Regions from separate parts of the Homo sapiens genome. Here region 2 is linked to region 1. Evidence: chromatin loops called from intact Hi-C (ENCODE). Cell type or tissue: Calu3. All regions are shown on one strand. Links, peaks and the distances in the headings refer to the core of each region. The heading gives the core; the rest is flanking DNA. Region 1 overlaps ARNT2 (aryl hydrocarbon receptor nuclear translocator 2). Region 2 overlaps ARNT2 (aryl hydrocarbon receptor nuclear translocator 2).

Evidence for each region. A loop is a pair of places that touch in the nucleus more often than their neighbours do. Peaks named below come from ENCODE experiments on the same cell type or tissue, not always from the same donor. Only the 100,000 strongest peaks of a DNase experiment are listed, where the experiment ranks them.
Region 2: it touches region 1 in a loop (11-fold over the local background); 5 of 110 quality-filtered maps call a loop at or near these places.

The regions. Positions count from the first base shown.
Region 1 is chr15:80,507,217-80,517,947 of GRCh38, reverse strand. ARNT2 (aryl hydrocarbon receptor nuclear translocator 2) reads right to left here. Exons shown (of 19, transcript NM_014862.4): 6 at 9,690-9,792; 7 at 3,972-4,037; 8 at 3,543-3,628. Among named protein-coding and RNA genes, the nearest start is that of ARNT2-AS3, 50 kb to the left of the region's middle. In Calu3, for the core only: no CTCF peak of the experiment used is centred there; a DNase peak (open chromatin) is centred at 5,047.
Region 2 is chr15:80,414,108-80,424,838 of GRCh38, reverse strand. All of the region lies in intron 1 of ARNT2 (aryl hydrocarbon receptor nuclear translocator 2), which reads right to left. Among named protein-coding and RNA genes, the nearest start is that of ARNT2, 15 kb to the right of the region's middle. In Calu3, for the core only: a CTCF peak has its summit at 5,741 (motif pointing left); DNase peaks (open chromatin) are centred at 5,108 and 5,718.

The DNA.
Region 1 (10,731 bases), core at 1,811-9,810:
AATTGTGATTAATAACTTATAAACTCTCATGGAAAACGTAGACAATATGCAAGAACAGATGGATAATAAAAAGCAGAGAGATGGAAACTCTAAGAAAGAATAAAAAAGAAATGCTCAAATTAAAAAACACTGTGATGGAAATGAAGAAGGCCTTTGGTAGACTCATCAGTAAACTGAAAACAGTCAAGGAGAGTTTTGATAGACTCATCAGTAGGCTGAACACAGCCAAGGAAAGTATCAGTGAACTTGAAGATATATCAATTTGAAACTTCCCAAACTGAAATGCAAAGAGAAAAAAAGAATGAAAAAAAAAAAAAACCAGAACACTCAAAAATTGTGGTACAATTTCAAAAGATATATCTGTGTAATTGGAATACAAAAGAGAAGAAAGAGAAAATGGAGCAGAAGAGATATTTTTTAAATGATGTCTGAAAAATGTCCAAAGTTAATGAGAGACATCAAACCACAGATCCAGGAGCCTCAGAGAATACCAAGCAGTATTACAAACAAACAAACCCCTCTATATTTAGGCATGTTATATTCAAACTGAAGGAGACCAAACATAAAGAGACACTCTTAAAAGAAGCTAGAAAAAATAATCCCACACTACCTATAGAAGAACAAGGATGAGAATTATGTGGACTTCTCTTCAGAAACCATGTTAACAAGAAGAGAATGAAGTGAAATATTTAAAGCACTGAAACAAAGTAGCTGCCAACCTATATTTCCATATCTCATAATTTCAATCCTTCAAATGTGAAGGAGAAATAAACATTTTCTACAAAAAACCAAAAACAGAATTCATCACCAGTAATGCTGCCCTGTAAGAAATACTAAAATAAGTTCCTTGGAAGAAGAGCATCAGAGAAGGAATAAATAAAGATATAATAAAACATTTTATTTTAAATTGATCTAATAGATAACTGTTTGTTCAAAGCAATAACAGTAACAATGTATTGGGTGATGATAGCATTCACATAAGTGACATGAATGAGAGCAATAGTATAAGAAATGAAAAGACAGAAGAAGGAAGATTTTATTATAAGGTGCCTGCACTATACATGAAGTGGCATAATATTTTTTGAACATGGATATATATATATATATATATATATATATTTGTAATTGTATATAATAATTGTAAATGTATGTTGCAAACTTAGGGCAAAGAATAAAAATATTTTTAAAGAAACTTAAAAAAGGCAAAAAAAGAGGCAAAGAAACAAAGAATGAGTGCAATGAATAGAAAACATGGTAGCTATCAATCAAACTATATCAATAATCATGTTAAATGTAACTGGTCTAAATGTATCAGTTAAAAGATTATGGGAGTGGATTAAAAAACTAGATCCAACTATATGTTGTTTACAAGAAACCAACTTTAAATATAAAGGCACAGTTAAGTTGTAAGTAAAAGGATAGAGAAAGATATACCATGCTAACAGTAATTAAAAGAAAGTTGAAGAAACTCTATTAATTTCATACAAAGCAGAATTCAGAGCAAGGAAAATTATCAGGGATAAAAAGGAACACTTTTCTTTGAAAATATAACAATCCCTAACATATGTGCACCAAACAACACAGCATCAAAATACGTGACGCAAAAAAAGACCTACAAGGAGAAACAGGAAAATCCACTCTTATAATTGGAGATTTCAACATTTCTCCTTCAGTAATTGCTACATTGAGCAGGCAAAAAAGTCAATAAAAACATAGTTGCCCTCAACAGCACTATCAATCATCTTGATCAAATTGACATTTAAAGAATACTTTATCTGGCTGGGTGCGGTGGCTCACGCCTGTCATCCCAGCACTTTGGGAGGCCGAGGCAGGTGGATCACCTGAGGTCAGGAGTTCAAGACCAGCCTGGCCAACATGGTGAAACCCCATCTCTACTAAAAATACAAAAAATTAGCTGGGTGTGGTGGTGGGAGGCTGTAATCCCAGCTACTCAGGAGGCTGAGGCAGGAGAATCGCTTGAACCCGGGAGGTGGAGGTTGCAGTGAGCCCTGATCATGCCTTTGCACTCCAGCCTGGGTAATGAGTGAAACTCCGTCTCAAAAAAAAAAAAAAAAAAGAATACTTCATCCAACAACAGCAGTATACACATTGTTCTCAAGCTGACATGAAATAGTTACTGAGATATATATACTACATTCTGGGCCATAAAGTGAACAAAAAATTGTTTAACATTGTATTTTTTTTTTTTTTTGGTTTAGGAACAAATTTATTGATATATAATTCACATCAGTGGTTTTTAATATAGTTACATAGCAGTGCAACTATTACCACTATGTAATTTTAGAACACCTCTGTCACCCCCAAAAGAAACACTGTATCCATTAGCAGTCATTCCTCATTCTTCCCTGCAGTACCAAGAAACCACAAATCTACTTTCTGTCTTCATGAATTTGCCTATTCTGGACATTTTACATAAATGAAATCATATAATATGTGGCCTTTTGTGTCTGACTCTGTTCACTTAGCATGACATTTTTAAGATTTGTCCATAATATAGCATGTATCAATACTTCATTGCTTTTTATTCCTGAATAATATTCCATTACAAGAATATACCACATTTTATTTATCTATTCATCACTTGGTGTACATTTGAGTTGTTTCCATTTTTTGGCCATTATGAATGATGTTGCTATGAACATTTTCAATTCTCTTGGTTGTATATTTAGGAGTGAAAATTGCTGAATTATATGGTAACTCTGTTTTTAATATTTTCAGGAACTGCCAAACTGTTTTCCCAAGTGGCTATGCTATTTTATATTCCCACCAGCAATGTATGAGGATTCCAGTTGCTCCACATTCTCATCAACATTTGTTGTTACCTGTCTTTTAACCATCTTAGTGAGAATACGATGTATCTCAGTGTGGCTTTTATTTGCATTTCTGTAATGATTTAGATACACTCATCATTTCAAATTGCCACTCTGACTTTATAGAATGCTCTGGGTGACAGAACCTAGAAACAAGTTGCTAAGACTCCAATCACCTTTGTACAATTAGTTGTGGGTTTTTTTGTTTTTTGTTTGTTTGTTTGTTTTTTTGAGATGGGGTCTTGCTGTGTTGCCCAGGCTGGAATACAGTGGCGAAATCTTGGCTCACTGCAACCTCTGCCTCCTGGGTTCAAGCGACTCTCCTGCCTCAGCCTCCGAAGTAGCTGGGACGACAGGCGCCCGCCACCACGCCCAGCTAATTTTTTGTATTTTTAGTAGACACAGGATTTCACTGTGTTAGCCAGGGTGGTCTCCATCTCCTGATCTCGTGATCCACCCGCCTTGGCCCCCCAAAGTGCTGGGATTACAGGCGTGAGCCACTGCGTCTGGTTGCACAATTAGCTCTTTACAGAAACCTTTGTTTCAAGTAGCAGGATGTTTTCCAATTACAAAGATCATTGTGTTCTAACCACAAAGAAAAATAAGAATATTTTCCTACCTATTCCTATGAGAATACTTCTCTAACAGGACACCATGGTCAGGTATGAGCAGCACCCAGTTCCCGTGGAATTTACATGCAGGTCTCCTTACCTGCTGGTGGCCAGGCCTTGATGTATCCTGTACAGTGGACCACAGCATATTGGGCTTCTCCTTCTTTCACAGGGCCAAGGCCATTCCTAAAAAAGAACATTTGTGAAATTGTTTTCATCACATGAGGGTGAGGCAAGGATGTTGATGACTCCTCTGGCATCTAAGCTACTGGGTTCCCTTGTCTGCCTTTGTGGTTTTGAATCTTGACTCCTCACCATCCTGTGTTCCTTCCTCCCACATGGTCTGAAAATCAAAAATAAATTCCACCCAACTCCCTGTTCTCTCTCATCTCTGCCACTGCCACCCTGATGTCTGGTTCTCTTGGTCCTCACCACACTAAGCCCCTTCTTTAATCTAGGCTGCTTAGCTTAGGGTGTTTAGACTATCTACCAGAACAGTCCCAAAATATACATCGGAAGAGATACTGACCTGAACCTTTTCCTCATGGTGGTTATTCTGTTTAGAGGAAGGTGGTCCAAAGGAGCATTTCCACACCTAAGATGTGACAAGTGTATTAGAATGAGCAAAGACCCAGGCAAGTTTATTCAATATATGGTGCTGCCATCAAGTAGATGAGCCTTAATTGATGCTTACACATTTATTCAGGTGACGCCTATAGCCAATTTTCTTCAAAAGTGCAGAAGCAGACCTGCATGCCTTTGATTTTTTTTTTTTTTTTTTTTTGTGACTGAAGAAAGGAGAGTGTGACCCACATTACAACACACACTGAAATTGTTTCAGGGCCCAGTCCAGGAGCTGGAGACCTACAGAAAGACTCTAGGAGAGACCTGGCCATGCTCAGTCCTGCAGATCATTTCAGTGGAACTCCATGGCTTTTAGGAAAGAAGGGAAGAGGGTGATGACAGCAATAATGTCCCTTCAGGCCTGAGCAGTGACATCAACTTAAAACAGATGTTGCCAGTTAATGAACAGTAACATCTTCTCAGGCTTTAGCATCACAGCTGTGGAAACTCTCTCCTCCCATACACTGTTCTAGCACTAGGGACAACCAGACAGCTGGAAGTCTGCTGATGGCAGAGGAGAGCGTGGGGATGAGAGATAAACAGGTAGAGAATCCGGTCTTTCTGTGAGTCCCCATCTGGGAGGCAGGGGATGGTGGCATCACACTGTACACTCTGGGACAACCTTTCCTGCCTCCCTTTACAATGATCCTCTCAGCATCTCAGGTGCTGAACACCCAAAGCCTGCACCATGGCCAGGCTCTGACTGCTGCTTGGTATATCCATTTTTTATGTGCATTTCCATTTCCCAACTACATCACAAATGATATCCTGAATATCTTAATTTTCAATACAGCAGGGATAAGAGTCTAGTTATACTCTGAGACCTTAGACAGCTGCCAGCACTAGTGTGGTCTTCACAGGAGGCTCACCCCATGTCATTGCTGCCCAGCAATGTTTGGCCCTCTGCCCTTTTCTGGCTGACTGTGCCCAGTGCTTTACTGAAAATAGCTGTTTCATTTGGAGGAAAATGTTATGTTCTCAGTAGATGGCAGCACTGCCCACCTCTCAGGTAAACACAGGCAGTATGGACCTGGCACTTCAAAGAGCAACCAATATCACGCTCCCTGGAAGGACACTAGGGCAGGGAAGGGACTGCATGAATTTCATTGACGGGGCAGTGATAATGGCTTTATGGGCTAATGGAAATGATATACTATGGCACTTTCAATCAATTTATTCATAAGGGAATTGCTTAGATGGTACCATTAAGATTTGTATTGCTGGTGCTCTACTCAATGTCTACTAAGCTAGGATAGGCATTTATTCACAGAAGCACTGCAGGACAAACATGCCGTGACTGACTACACTAACTGATGGCATTTCATCTCTGGATGCACAGCAATGCAAGTGGATCCCACTGCCCAGCTTGCCCCTGCTGCTGAAAGAGGGGCAGGCAGTCTGTGGGGACCCAGTCCTAAGTTAAATGGAGACATGCGTGCTTTCTGTCATTCCAGCACCATCCTGTGACCTGAGGCAGGTGGTGAAGAGGATTTCATCTGTGCCTTCAAGAATTCCAGAGGCTCAGCCTCGAGAGGAGGAGACTCAGAGAAAAGAACAGCGAGGCTCAAATCCCTGAAGGGCCATTTCTCGTAAAACAGAACAAATGGTCTCTGCCAGTTCTCAGAGCCCAAGGAGTGGGTGAGAGAAGCAGGTCTCCCCTCAGCACAGGCAACCTTGGTGATCTGAGGGAGACCAACCAGCCTGTACATAAACAGGTTTTGCTTAAAAAGTGTAGTTGCTTTAAAAGATTACTTTAAATTAGGGAAAATAGATACTTATTTTAAAGCACCTATTGTTTGGAAATTCATAGTACGCAACGGACGCCCCAGTGCAAGTCACAGATCCTGTGGCACGCAATTAGGTGAGGGTGACATTAGTAAGTGGTTCCATTGTGCTGCTACGTGCCGTATATCCTACATGCCATATCTCCTGCTGGTTCTCTCTCTGAGGTCCAGTGATGGACATTCAGGGCTCACATTCAGGGCTCATCAGTAGCCTTTGGCCTTTGATAACTCCTTTTTTCCAGAAACTTCCTTCGCCCTCTCTTGTTCCCTTTGCCCTCTCTTCTTCCCCTCCCACCTGCCTCTCTGCTCCTTCTCAGTCTCCTTTGCTGGTTCTTCCCCAACCCCCTGAGGCAGGAAAGCCCCAGGACTCAGTCCTCTGTCTTCTCCTCTGTCTATACCCACCTCCCACGAGATTTCACATGCATCTCAGTTTTGAGGCCTTAGATACCATTTTATTGATGTCAATCCCCAGGTCCATATCTTCAGCCCCAACCTGTTCCTTGGATTCCAGAACTACATGTCCAACTGTCTGCTCATCTTCTCCGTCTAGGTGTCTGTGGGCATCTTTTTTTTTTTAGTTTTTAAGTTCAAGTGCAGGTTTGTTATACAGGTAAACTCGTGTCATGGGCTTTGTTGTACAGATTATTTCATCATCCAGGTATTAAGCCTAGTACCCATTAGTTATTTTTCCTGATGTTCTTCCTCCTCCCACCCTCCACCCTCTGAAAGTCCCCAGCGTGTGTTGTTCTGCTCCATGTGTCCCTGAGTTTTCATCATTAGCTCTCACTTGTAAGTGAGAATATGCGGTATTTGGTTTTTCATTCCTGTGTTAATTCGCTAACAATAATGACTTCCAGGTGCATCCACATCCATGCAAAGGACATGATCTTTTTCTTTTTTATGACTGTATAGTATTCCATGGTGTATACGTACCACATTTTCTTTATCCAGTCTATCACTGATGGCCATTTAGGTTGATTCCATGTCTTTGCTATTGTGAATAGTGCTGCAATAAACATATGCATGCATATGTCTTTATAACAGAATGATTTATAGTTCTTTGGGTATATACCCAGGAATGGGATTGCTGGGTCAAATGGTACTTCTCTTTTTAGGTCTTTGAGGAATCACCACACTGTCTTCCACAATGGCTGAACTAATTTACATTCCCACCAATACTGTGTAAGTATTCCTTTTTCTCCACAACCTCACCAGCATCTGTTATTTTTTGACTTTTTAAATTTTTATTATTTATTTATTTATTTATTTTTGAGATGGAGTCTTGCTCTGTTGCCAGGCTGGAGTGCGTGGCATGATCTCGGCTCACTGCAACTTCCATCTCCCAGGTTCAAGCAATTCTCCTGCCTCAGCCTCCCGAGTAGCAGGGACTACAAGCACGCGTCACCACACCCAGCTAATTTTTCTATTTTTAGTAGAGACGGGGTTTCACCATGTTGGCCAGGATAGTCTTGATCTCTTGACCTCGTGATCTGCCCGCCTTGGCCTCCCAAAATGCTGGGATTACAGGCATGAGCCACCTCACCCGGCCCTTTTTGACTTTTTAATAAGAGCCATTCTGACTGGTGTGAGATGGTGTCTCATTTTGATTTTGATTTGCATTTCTGTAATAATCAGTGATATTGAGCTTTTTTTTTATATATGATTGTTGGCCGCATGTATGTCTTCTTCTGAAAAGTGTCTGCTCACGTCCTTTGCCCACTTTTTTATGGCGTTGCTTGTTTTTTTATTGTAAATTTGTTTAAGTTTCTTATAGACAGGCATCTTAACCTTAAAATGCTGGAATTCCCCTCAACCCCAAACCAGCTCCCCCCAACAACCTTTTCCATCTTAGAGAATGACAACTCAGTTTTTCCGACTGAGTGGGCAAAGACTTTAGCGGAACCTTTGACTTCTCTCTTTTCCTCACACCCTGCCTGAAGGCTGGCTCCGTCTGTGAAATACACTCAAAATCTGAGCACTTTCTACCACAATCACATTTCTCACCTGAATCATTGCAATAACCTCCTTACTTCTACCCTTCTTCTTTGTCCACAGGTTTACTCTCCACAGAAAACCGGGGCAGTTTTTAGTAATGTTATTCAGAACATGTAACTCTCACAGTCAACTTCAGGGACCTCTCATCTCATGCAGAGTAAAAGCTGAAGCGATGTAAAGTCAACACGACCTAACATCCACTACCTCTCAACCACATCTCTGCCCATTCCTCCTGCACCGTACCCCATTCACTCTGCTTCTGAGACAAGGACCTTCTCACTGTTCCTTGAACATGCCAAGACCATCCCTGCCTCCAGGCCTTTGCACTTGCTATTCCCTCTACTTGCCCTTCTCTTTGCCCAGACATTCCCTTGTTTCATTCACTCACTTTCTTTAGGTCTCTGCTCAAAAGTCACCTTATCAGTGATGTCTTCCCCTCCCACCCTATATAACATGGAAATTAACGAAATCTGCTATTTCCTACTCCCACTTAAGTTTGCTTTATGTTTCCTCCATAGCACTCACCACCATCTGATGTTCCATATATTTACTTGGTACTTTTGTCTACTTTGTATCACCCCTACTAAAATGAATTCTATGCAGGCAGGGGTTTTGTTTGCTTTATTATTATTATTATTATTATTTTAGTCTCTTTTTTTTTGAGACAGAGATTCACTCTGTTACCCAGGCTGGGGTGCAGTGGCGCGATCTCAGCTCTCTGCAACCTCCGCCTCCTGGGTTCAAGCGATCATCTCACCTCAGCCTCCTGAGTAGCTGGGATTACAGGTGTGTGCCACCACATCCAGATAATTTTTGTATTTTTAATAAAGACAGGGTTTCACCATTTTGGCCAGGCTGGTCTCAAACCCCTGACCTCAGGTGATCTGCCCACCTCAGCCTCCCAAAGTGCTGGGATTACAGGCATGAGCCACCACACCCGGCCTTGTTTGCTTTACTTAACATTGACTCCCGGGCACCTTGAAGAGCACGTGGCACAGGTAGGCCCTTAACATAAATGTGTTGAATAACTAAATAAATGAATGATGAGTGGCATCACCTCACATCACTGCCTCATGAACTCCACAGCCCAAACAATCTCAATTCTCTGTCCTGCACCTCCCACCTTGCAGTTCATGTCAACCATCCCTCAGGGGGCACAGGGTTGAAGGTACAGAGGTGCTGAACTGGACTGGAGGATTCAAGATCCCAGCTCTCTCTTCTTCAACGACATGGCAAAATTCCCCTGCTTTCTCCAAAGTTCATTCATTCCTGCATTTCTTCAATTATGATGTACAAATCAAATATATGTAGAAGACTCTGCTAGATGTCAGGGAGGCTCAGAGAAGTCTCAATCAAAGCCTTCATCCTCAAGGCACTATAATTTACTCATGGAACCCAGACATTTACATTTAACATATCAATCAACAATATCATAGAGACCAAGTAAATGTGTGAATTGTGACAGGAAATATATGAATAAGTGTGAAATCAGGCATCTTAATATAAAACATGTTGAGAACTACAGAATCTTGGAGAGGTTGGATTGGAGAAGGGTCTTAAAGATGGGTAGGAAGTAGAGTGATACAGTGGACAAGAGGGTGTAAATCTAGGAATGAGAAGAAAATGGTAGGAAATTAGACAAAGTGGGATGGTAGGAGGATAGAGAGAATCCTTCCTAAACCAAGGATCCTGTATATCTGCATGCTGAGGTCAAGAAGACGAAGTCCCTGGAGTGAACCCACGTTGGCATGTGTGACTGCGGCAGAGCTGGTCAAGGCTCTTAACGGTGACAGAAAAAGGAGCAAACCAACCACCTGATGGCCTGCTGCTCCCCCAAAACAGACCTCATCCTGCAGATGAAAGACCGCCGCGAGCCCATGCACATCCTCATGGATGACTGCTGCCCTTCTTTCTTGACCGTCCCAGTCTTCAGGTCCAAGATCCGGCCTAAGAGAGAGAGAAGGACAGTTACGTAAGCCTCTGCCTTCGGTTGGGAGATGGAGGAGGGAGTTCGGGGAGTGCTTTCTCCAAATGCTCTGCCAAATGAGGACAAGTGTGGCTGTGCAAATTGTTTGTGTCTTGGAATTCCCAACATTCTTTGGCAAGAAACTCACATAGTGATGAAATCCATACAGTTCAAAATGCTTTGTTTCTTCAGAGCCGTCTACACTTGCTGTCTCTGCTTTGCTGGATTCCGTCGCCTGCAGTCACTCCAATTTGGCTCTCTCCCTCACCACTCCATGGAAAAGGCATTTACCAAGGTCACCAACTTCCTTACTGCTAAATCTAAAACACGTTTTTCCTTTGTTTGATCCAACTGCTTTGCTGGGCTTTATGCGACCGCGCACTGCTCCCTTCTCAAGCATCTGCCCTCCCCTGGCTTCGGACAGAGCGCTCCCGATTCCTCTCTCCTCTCTGCTCCTTTCTCCCTGGAGGCTCCAACCTCAGCCTTCTTCTCTTCTCACTGTACATGTTCCCTATGCAATTTTATCCACACCCAGGTTTTGACAGTCACCTCTGGATGCCAATGACCGTACTATATCTACACCTCTAGCATCAACCTCTTCATTTCCTTAGCCCCAGGGCCACACCATCAGCAGCTGACCATGCACCGCAAAAGCAGCTTCACCCACTCTTCCCCAAACCCTCCCTAAACATCAGCAAGGGCACTGCCATCTGCATGGAAATCTAAGTCAGAAACCAGACATTATCCCCGAGTCCCTCCTCTCCCTCACCGCCTGCACACACATCTCTGTCCCTCCCACTTTTCTGCATCCATCCCCCACCTTGCTCTTACCTCAGAGGAAGAAGCAGTGAACCTCAGTGCATTTCTGCTCCCACCCCCCACGGGGTTCTGGGCCATCAACTGACCTCCTCCCACGTGGC
Region 2 (10,731 bases), core at 1,640-9,639, 93 kb after region 1:
GAAGCCTGAACTGGTAAGACAAATTAGAAATCCATTCTCTGTTTACCTATTTTTTTTTTTTGAGGGCTGTTTTGGAAGAAAACAGTATAAACTGTTTTGTCAACAAACCAAAGAAAAATTATGACTCAGACCACTGAAAGGGAAAGGTTCCAGGCAATAGTGAAGCAGTAAGAATACAACCACTTTGACTTTCACCCACAGGTACATTTTTTATTTGATGATTACAGACAAAAGAATGCCATAATAAAACCAAGTGGGACATGGGCAATACCACTGCCATGGCTGGACTGTGAGGCACTCAGAGAGAGGCAACATCTGACTGGAAGAGCAGCCCGTGGAAGGAGGGACCTGACTTTGCCACTTTATCATCCTGCCAAAGTGGGCCAGCCTCCGAACATCTTGGATGAGGACATCTTCCCAATAAAAGTGGGAATGAAATGTCACAAAATAAAACCTCATGGGAGTGGTGTGCAAACCAGATGAAGTCTGAAACCTGTGACACAAAAGTACCTTGCCAACGAGGCATAGACATCTATTGTACTGCCTGTCCTGTCCTCGTCTCCCTTCTGGGGACAACCCAGAGAACCCTGCCTGAGGAATGTTCCCTCTCTCACCCACAGTCCTTGCGGCCCAGGTAAGTCTGACCCCATGAGGGTTCCTGGGGTGTATACATGCCCAGATCTGGTCAGTCATAGCACGGTGTTCCCTGGCAACAGGGCCTGGTTCAGGAATATCATGCAGGGCTATTCTACCTAAGACCCCTGCTGGAGTTTTCATTGGTAAGATGCAACTGGGCCACCACTTGGGTAGAACCTGCCTGAGAATAAAACCAACACAAGGTGGGGAAAGCTAAGGGACCACGAGGAAGAGAAACAGTGCCTTAAGTAACTGCTAGCACTCTTGGATCTTTACTTGAAGCCAAACGCTTGCCTGGATATCCCAGTTTTATGAAAAATTCCTTTATGGATTGTCTAAGAGTTAGTTTGAACTGGGCTGTCTGTCTTTGGAGCTGAAAGAATCTTGACCAATATAGTATGACTCTCTCTCTCTCTCTCTCTCTCTGCCTCTTTCTCCCTCTCTTTCACACACACACACAAAATATCATCAAAAGCTTCACTGACCACACTACAAATTCTAGCATATTTGCAGAAAGATCTCACTACTCATAATGGATGGGAATTAGCAAACTCACTTACTAATATGGATCTTAGCAAATCAAATTCATCATATCTTTTAATAACAATATTAAAAGAACCATGCAGTGTTACTATGTGCCTTTTATTCAGGAAGATACATATAGCTCAACCTTGGGAAATCTATCAATAGTTCAAATAAGTATATATATATACACATGCTTATCTCAGTAGACACTGAAAAAATACATTAGACATAACTGATTATGTGACTCATAATCACATAGTGAGCGTTCCCAGTGTAAGCAACATGTTCCTAGGGTTAGGAATTCCTGTGTGTTTCCACACTAACTCCTTAATGCTGCCACTGCACAGATCCATTGAGCATCAGTCCTCAACTCTTTGTGGAAATGATCCTCAGGTCTAGGATGATGGTGACGTTGACCCGCTGATGGTAACAGCTAATGTTTACTGGGCACAGACGCCATTAGGTGCTGCACGAAACACATTTCATGTGTCCCCTCATGTACACACAACTGCTTTATGAGGTGGATATCATTATTATTATTATTCTCATTTTACAAGACATCAAAGCAAAGAGGCTAAGAACCTGCCTGAAGTCACACAGCTAAGTGACAGAGCTGAAATATGCAAACCAACATACATTTGATTTAAAAGCAAATGTTTTTAACTACATAATATAAAGTATGATACGTAAGTTAGGAACACGTTTTCTTTTTAAAATTTTTATTCTGTTATAAATTACAAGACCAAAAAGGCTAAGAAACACACTTACGCAAAAAGTGATAATCATGGTTAACTTTTTGGTATATGTAAATCCAGACTCTTCTCCTTACATATATAAATACAAGTAAGTGTAGAAATATTTAATATGAATAATATCACATGTTGGTGGTTGTATACTCTATATGCCTTAATTATTACTCTAGAAATATTATTATACTTACTTAGTAAAAGTTTAATAGTTCTAAACTACACAGCTTTACCTCTGATCACCTCACAAAGTACATGTTGTTATTATTGATAGCCGAAGCATGTTTATCTTTATTCTTGTGCCCATTATTTCCTTTGCTCACTGCATCTGAGAACTTCCATTTGCGGTCACTTACTTAAATCTTCCAGAAGTACACCTTCAGAAGTTCCTTTAGTGAGGTCTCAAATCCTCTCAAATTTTTATCTAAAAATGTTTTATCTCCTCATTCTTAAAAGATAAATTGTCTAAGTATAGAATTCTAGGTTTACAATTATTTTCAACTAGCATATTAAAATATTGTATTGTCGTCTGGCATGCATGATCACTGTTTAGAAGTCATTCATCAATCTAATTGCTGCTCCTGTATAGGTGATATGTCTGCTGTTTGTTACTGCTTCTAAGTTTTTCTCTTTGTTATTTTCTATTTTCCCTACATCTAGTTAAGGTTTGAATATCTCTTTATTTATCTCGCTTGGAATTTGTTGTTGCTCCTGAATCTGAGGCTCAATGACTTTCATCGATTCTGAAAAAGTATCAGCCTCTTCTCTTTGAATCTTAATACACCTAACTTCCCTGTTCTCCCTACCATCTCTACCTGAAACTCTAACTTACATAAGAAGGAGGAGGTCTCACCTCTCTGTCTCCCAGCCACTCTTTTATATTTTTGAACTCTGATTCTGTGCTGAATTCTCTGTAATTTCTTTCATTCTACTTTCTAAGTCATTAATTCTCTATTCATCTGTGTTGAGTAGCTATTTAATTCGTCCATGCTTTACTAATTCTGTTTATTTTTCAATGCTGTAATTTCCTGACACCCACTTGGACTAAAGGACTGCCAGCCAGCTGACTGCCTTCAACTGGACCCTGAAACCTGGTAATGAGTATCTCACTAGGAACCACAATTAAAAGAAGATCAGAGATTAGCTTCTAATTTTCCTGAGCTGCATAAGGCCCAAGGTGTCGTAAATACCCTAGGAAAAAGGTGCACCTTCCTCAAAACAAATGATGAGACTGAATGTTTAAACAGCCAAGCTGGAAGAAATAAGTTGGGTTTAATTTGATGGAGAAAATACAGCAATAAGATGGAGTTTGCACTCAGCTACCATCAGACAATTCATATAACCTATACAATGTCATTCGGTGCATTGTTTCAAAACTAGTGAACTATAGGTTAAAAATGACTTTCTTTGTACCATTAAGTACTTTTTAACATTTATTTTTATTGATTTTAATATTGTGATGACAGCTTTCCTTCCTTCCTTCTTTCTTTCCCTCCCTCCCTCCCTCCCTCCTTTCCTTCCTTTCTTTTCTTTCTATTTCAATAGCTTTAGGGGTACAACTGGTTTTTGGATACATGGATGAATTGTATAGTGAAGGCCGAAATTTTAGTGTACTTGTTGCCCAAGTAGTGTGCATTGTACTCAATATATAGTTTTTTAGCCGTCACTCCCTCCACCCTTCTGAGTCTCCAATGTCCATTATACTACCCTGTATGCCCCTGCACATCCATAGCTTAGCTCTCGCTTCTAAGTGAGAACATAAGGTATTTGGTTTTCCATTCCTGAGTTACTTCACTTAGAATAATGGCCTCCAGCTCCATCCAAGTTGCTCCAAAAGGCATTATTTTGTTATTTTTTATGGCTGAGTAGTATTCCATGGTGTATATATACCAAATTTTCTTTATCCACTCATCAGTTGACAGGTACTTAGGTTGGTTCCCTATCTTTGCAATTGTGAATTGTGCTGTAATAAACATGTGTGCATGTGCTGTTTTGACATAATGACTTCTTTTGCCTTTGGGTAGATACTCAGTAACTGCCAAACCTTTTGCAGTAGTCCCTTGTTATCTTTCACTTTCAGTTACCCAAGGTCCGTGCTTTCAGTTACCCAAGGTCAACCATCCCAGGAGTGATTACGTTCTTACCATCTCATCTCACTAACTCTTCTAAGGCAGGTAGTAAGCCACTTTTATTGGAATGAACATATGTACATATATATTCATTCTAATTCATTCATTCCAATATATATATTCATTCTAATAAAAATATATATTCACATATAATTCTTTTTATATGTCCATAATATATATTCATATGTTCATAATATATATATTCATATGTTCATAATATATATATTCATACAGATGCTCTCCACTTCTGATGGGGTTACATTTCAATAAACCCATCGTAAATTGAAAATATCTTCAGTCAAAAATGCATTTAATACACCTAACCTACCAAACACCCTAGCTTAGCCTACCTTAAACATGCTCAGAACACTTTCAGTATATATCCAATAAATTACATGAGACACTAAACACTTCATTATAAAATAGGCTTTGTGTCACATGATCTGGCCTGGCATCTTGGGAGAGTACTGTACCAAATATCAATAGTCCAGGAAAAGATCAAAATTCAGAATTTGAAGTACAGTTTCTACTGAATGCATATCACTTTGTAACCATCATAAAGTCAAAAATCTTAAGTGAAACCCTTGTAAGCTGGGGACCATCTGTATAGTCAATACATATATTCATATGTTCATAGGGTCTTTTTTTTAAACTAAAAAGAGGGGCTGATAGAAGAGGAGTTAAAAGACAGATCCAGAATGTGGGTTCTGGTGTGAGATGATAAAATGTGGAGAGAGGCTCAAAGACATACGTGGATGGCTGGTTGCATAGGGAGGTGCGGGTGCTGTGACCATTGGCAGCCTATCCTCCCATTGCCCCAGGCTCCCCAACTCAGACGGAGCCCACCACCATCTCCTCCAAGGCTCTTCAGGCTCCACCCCTTATCCTAAGACCCTCTGGTGAGAGCCTTACACTGCGTTCCAAAGCAAACTATGCCCTGCTGTTTAAGGCTGACCTGCTGCCAGGCACAGGAAAACCATTTGTGTTTATCTTCCAAATACCATGGAAATTCCCTAAGAACCGGCATGGTGTCTGTTCAGCTTTTTCTCCCGGGACTTTCCAGGACCCTGCCACATGAGAGGTGCTTTCATGCCAACCATTCACGTTATAGATAAGAAAACCAAAAGCCCAAAGAGAAAAGGTAGGGGTGTCCCAGGGCACCATGCCATGTCAATGCCAGGACTGGGCCACTGATTCCTCTTCCTACCCTCTCACGCTGCTGGATGCCTAGTTAACACCTCTGGTTCATTTCTCTTCAGCACAGTCCACTCATTAATTATCTTCCCTTCTCCCTCCAGATCACCCAGGGAAAGCCAGTGTGACAGTGGAAAGAAGGTACACTTGGGATCAGGCAAATCCGTGTGTTAGGATCAGCCTTTCAAGGCTCAGTTCGACCACCTTTATTTCCTCACCTGTGAAATGGGCGATTGAGCCCAGCCATCCTGAACCAGGTGAGTTAGCTGGCATTGGATAGTACTGGCTTAGTGCAGCCCCTGCCTCAGTGGACCTGAAGGGGATCTGGGCCAGCAGTACCAGCATCACTGGAACTTGTTAGAAATGCCGATCTCACCCCAGCCCACTCCCACCCCTGAACGACTGACTCCAAAACTGAGATGGGGCAGCACTTTGTGTTTTTACAAGCCCTCCTGGTGATCCCTGGGTCAAGTTTGCAAATCACTGAGGTACCTATTTGACCACGCCATCTAGTGGCAGACAGACCTAACAGATCCTGCGTTCTAGAAAATGGTTTGTTTCCAGTGCTGGAATATTCAGCTTGGAGGACTCCGAAAGACGCTCCCCTCAAGAAGCCTCTAAATGCATGAAGGCACAGACTCTGTCATTCTTTCCACCCAGTGTATTCCCAGCACCTAAGCACCGTGAGGAATGAAGGGCAGATATTTAATAAATATTTATTGAATGAATGAATGAGGACAAATGAATTAACTTGAAAAAAGGGGCACATGTCCTAACTCCTAGTCTGTCCATAAAGTGTTGTACAAAACTTGATTGTCTTGGGACTCAGCCTGAGGCCCAGCAGGGCCAGGTAAGGAGGTACAAGGAGCCAGCCAGCTACAGAGGTAAGTTTCAGATGTGCAGGCAGACCAGACACAGCATCCGTCCCACAGCACAGCAGCCTAGCCCCCGACCCAACAGAGGATCCATAGAGAGTGGTCAGATCCCATCTGGTCAGTCCAGAGCATGGGAGGGGCCAAGAGGAAGAACAGTCCTTGGACAGTGGGAACCTTACCCCACTCTGTCAGTGAGGACAAGGAAGGAGGAGTGGGTGATTAGGGCATTGCTGGTCTGCATTCAGCTGCAGAAGTCAGGACAGAAGAATGGTCCAGCAAATGGAGAGGGGTGGTGAGAAGACTGTCACAGCACAACAGGGACAGGAGGAAGCAGCCGGATCCAGGAGGTTCAGGGAAGGGACAAATCCAAGGTCACCACTGTCCTTCTTCCCAGGGCAGTGCAAGGTAGGGACAGCAGAGGCAGGGCCTAGAGGCTCTTCCCGCAGTGGAACTGGGAATGCCCAGAGCAGGGACAGCTTATGATCCTGCACACACCCAGCAGACTCAGAGTGCCAGGGAAGATGGGGCTTGCTGGTCCATGACAGACCCCCTCTCTTCAACAAGCACATCTGGTTTTTCCTCCCCAACTTTTCACTGCTGGGCTGGTAAGATGCCTTTCAATCCCAAACCCTGTGCCATGTTCCACACTACTAGGATGGTGCTGAGAGAAACAAGTAGTGCTTACAGAGCACCTACTGTGTGCCAGGTACCATCCCAAACATTGGTAAATATAACCATGCCACAATCAAATGAGATGAGTGCTGTGATCACCCCCCATTTTACATATAAGGCAACAGCAGGAACAAGAGAACAACCAGCCACCCACACACTACGGTCCCCTGGTCCACCAGGTCATGCAATGCCTTGTCCACCTCTGAATCCCAAGCACACAGAACAGCCCTAGTGCATGGCCAGTACCCAACGGAGGAGCCACCTCATTTCACAGCTGGGAAAATGGATGCATTCAATGTCTATACTGTCTCCTAGTGGATTGTGTTAACTACTGGGTAGACCAAACATTTCCACCTCATCCTGTTTCTTTGGGTCTTTAAAAAAAGGGAGGGGGTTGGGGAGAAGGAGGAAAAGAAGGAAGGAAAAAAGGAGCAGGAGAGGGTGAGGAGGGAAGGAGAAGAGAGAGAGAGAAAGAGGGAGGAAGGGAGGGGAGAAGGAGAAAAGAAAGGAGAAGGAAGAGAAGGAGGAGGGAGGAGAAGAAGCAGAGGGGGGATGGGAAGGAGAGGGAGAATTCTCAGAATGGAAAATTCGGCAAGTTTCTGCAGACAAATTATAACCTCCCGAATTTGGTTTTTAAGTCACTAAGTCAGGCAACAAAAGGTGATCTCTTTTTATGAAGCCACAGTAAAACGCAAATTTGTTTTCAAGTGAAACTTAAATCATAAATTAATTTCCTAAAATGAATGCAAATACACATCTAAACCTGGATATGCACCAGCAACCAAAAACGGGACAAATCACACACTAATTACTGTTTGAATGAAGATCCAATTGTTAATTGCAGTGTGTTTCAGGCATTCCATGTGAGCAACTTACCTGAAAAGCTTTTCAATTTGTATGTCAGGAAAGTTGGTAATTAAACACTTCAACTCCCTATTGACTTTTATTAGAGATATGATAATCTTTGCATAGTTTGCTTATAATTATTTTATTTGTTAAATGAAATTGATACTTAGTTTAGGAAAGTGTTAATGTTACAATTTTTTTTTAAAAAACCCCTGGGACCTGTACTCAACAGGAAGCATGTAAAGCTGCCTATACTCGCAAATGGTGTATAGGACCCAAAGATGAGGTCTGCCAAGCACATAAATGGCATCTTAAATGACTAATCGTCTTTCCTTAGTCTTGTCTATACACGACCTTGACTTCATCAACAGACTCACTTTTAAATGATTGTTAAAAGTAACCCTGTGATACAACTGCACTTTTGGGGTATTCTTGCCAAAAAAATTAAAATTTTAGAAAAGCGCAACTCCAATGCAATTGTGAGGCAACATCAGACAAAACCAAATTGAGAGATATTTTGCAAAATAACTGGCCTATACTTGGCAAAAATGTTAAGGTAATGAAAGAAAAAAACAAACAAACAAACAAAAAAAACTGAGAAATTAGTCCAGAATTAAAGGACACTAAAGAGACATCAGAACTTAATGTAACTTATAATCCTAGGTTAAACCCTGAACTTGAAAAATCATTTTTTTTGTTATGAGGAACAATTGGTGAAAATTGAATAAGGTCTGTGGATTAGATAATGCTATTACATTAATGCCAACTTCCTGATTTTTGTCATAAATTGTAGTTACGTGGGAAAAGTCCTTATTCTTAGGAAATAATATACCTTGAAGCATTTAGAGTTAGAAGGCACATTGTGTATGCCACTCATTCTCAAGTGGCACAGTGAGAGAGAGAGAGAGACAGAGAAAAAAAAAACTGATAAAGCCAACATGGTAAAATAGCAACACAATGGGGGAATCTGGGGGACAAGTATACAAGTGCTTTCTGTATTATTCCTGCAACTTGTCTGTAAACTTGAAATAAGTTCAACATAAAACATTACCAAAAACACAAAACCTTGTGATGGACACATCTCTTTTCATTTGTTTGGGATCTGGAGGATGTGGAGACCAATTCATTCAGTCATTCATTCATTATTTAACAAATATTTTTTAAGCACCAAGTGTGTGCCAGACCTTACTGAAGGTGTTGGGGACACAGCAGTGGAGAGTGGGCAGGGGGAAGGCAAAGTTCTGACTCCAGGGGGAAATGAAGCAACTTGGAGGTTTCTGGCAAATCCCCATCTCCCTTGGAGGTCTTGAGCTCAAGGTGCCTTAAACTCAACCAAACGCCTGATCTTCCCCCAACCCCCACCAAAAAGCCCAAAATATCTGGATCTCGTCCAGTATTTTCTAGCTGGGGATATGATAGCCTATCCACCCAGTGGTCAAATCAGGAACACTACCACTCCCTCTCTCTCATCTCTGATATCTGGTCCATCACTTACTCTCTTGGTTCAATTGTTTCTCCTCCTAAGTATCTGAAAGATCCATTTATTGCTGTCCACATCCAATGTTACGTGGACCGGGCCTCCACGTCCCTCACGTGGACTTCCGAAATGGCCTCCGGGCAGGCCTCCCTCCTCACCAGCCTGCTGCCAATAAGAATGTCCTTCATTCCGCAGCCAGAGAGCTTTTCAGAACCCACCTCTGATCACATCACGCCCCCACTCACCACACTTCAATGGCCTCCTGTTGCATTTGGAAACAAAGACTCCTTTCTTTCACAATACTTATTATTTAATAAATGGCCGACTCTCCTGCCACACAGGAAAGCTCTGTGAAAGCGGAAACCACGCCTGGGTTTGCACACTACTGTGAGCACACGGTTGGCATTCAATTAATATTTGTTTAATTAGGTGGATAAGCAATTAAAATAATTAATGTCTGGCTTGGGCCAATGAATGGATAGTGGTGCCACTTGCTGCCACAGGGGACATAGCAGGAGGAGGAAATATGTGGGAGCGGTGGGCTTTGCAGAATCTGTGGGACACCACAGACCCAGCAAGCAGCTGGGAATAAGGCCTGCAGTTTGTGACACTGACTAGGAAAAGGCACACACTGGTCCTGAAATGTGTTGAATACCGGAACAGTCTTCAGCATCTTTCCTTGCCTGCAGGAAAGAAATGGAGGGGGTCTACATTCTCCTCTGTTCACCAATGGTTGGTCAGTCATTTGCATAAATTTGCATAAGTGTCCAGTGCTGCCTGTGTTAGAGACTGATGGAACACACACGTAGCCAACCTGTTTTATGCCACATCTTTCCAACCCACCCCCACCACACCACCACCACCAGCACTGAGCACAGCACCCTTTGTGCAGGGAATAGAAGTGTTCAGGGAGGCTGGCTGAACTGAATTGGAAGTTTTCTGGCGTGAAATATTTTCAAAAAAAAAAAAAAGAGAGAGAGAACACAGCTGTGATCCTTGATCACATTCATTCATTTTATTCTTTGGGGGACTTGGAATCCATCAAGCATATCAAATTATGGCAAACGATTCCAGACTATGCCTCATTTCAAACTGCTGATGGGATAGAAACATCAATGCTGTTCTAAAAATAATAATAAAATAACTTTTTGCAGTTCTGTTATTTCACATTTAAATTAACTTCCATCACGGATTTCATAATTATCTCAAAAGCATCATCTTGCTTTTAAAGCTGTCACATTTTCTTGACATGTTTTAAAGGGGCCAGCCCTTTATTATCTGGGGGCCACATGTCCTTGTGAAACTCCTGGGGTTTTCTTCTAGTTGCCACTGTCCAGAGGCCTACAGAGTTTTGTTCCCATAGACCAGAGTTTCTCAACCTTGGCACTATTGACATTTGAGGCTGGATAAGCTCTTTGCTGTGGGGGCTGCCCTGTGCACAGTAGGATGTTTAGCAGCATCCTTGGCCTCTACCCGTAGATGCCAGTAGCACCCCTACTCCCTGGAGGTGTGGCAACCAAGAATGTTTCCAGACATTGCAAATGCCCCCAGTTGAGAAGCACTGTGTGGATACACGTTTGGCCTCTGTGCCCAGGTTTCTCACATGTCCTGCCACCCAACTTAGAGGTCTA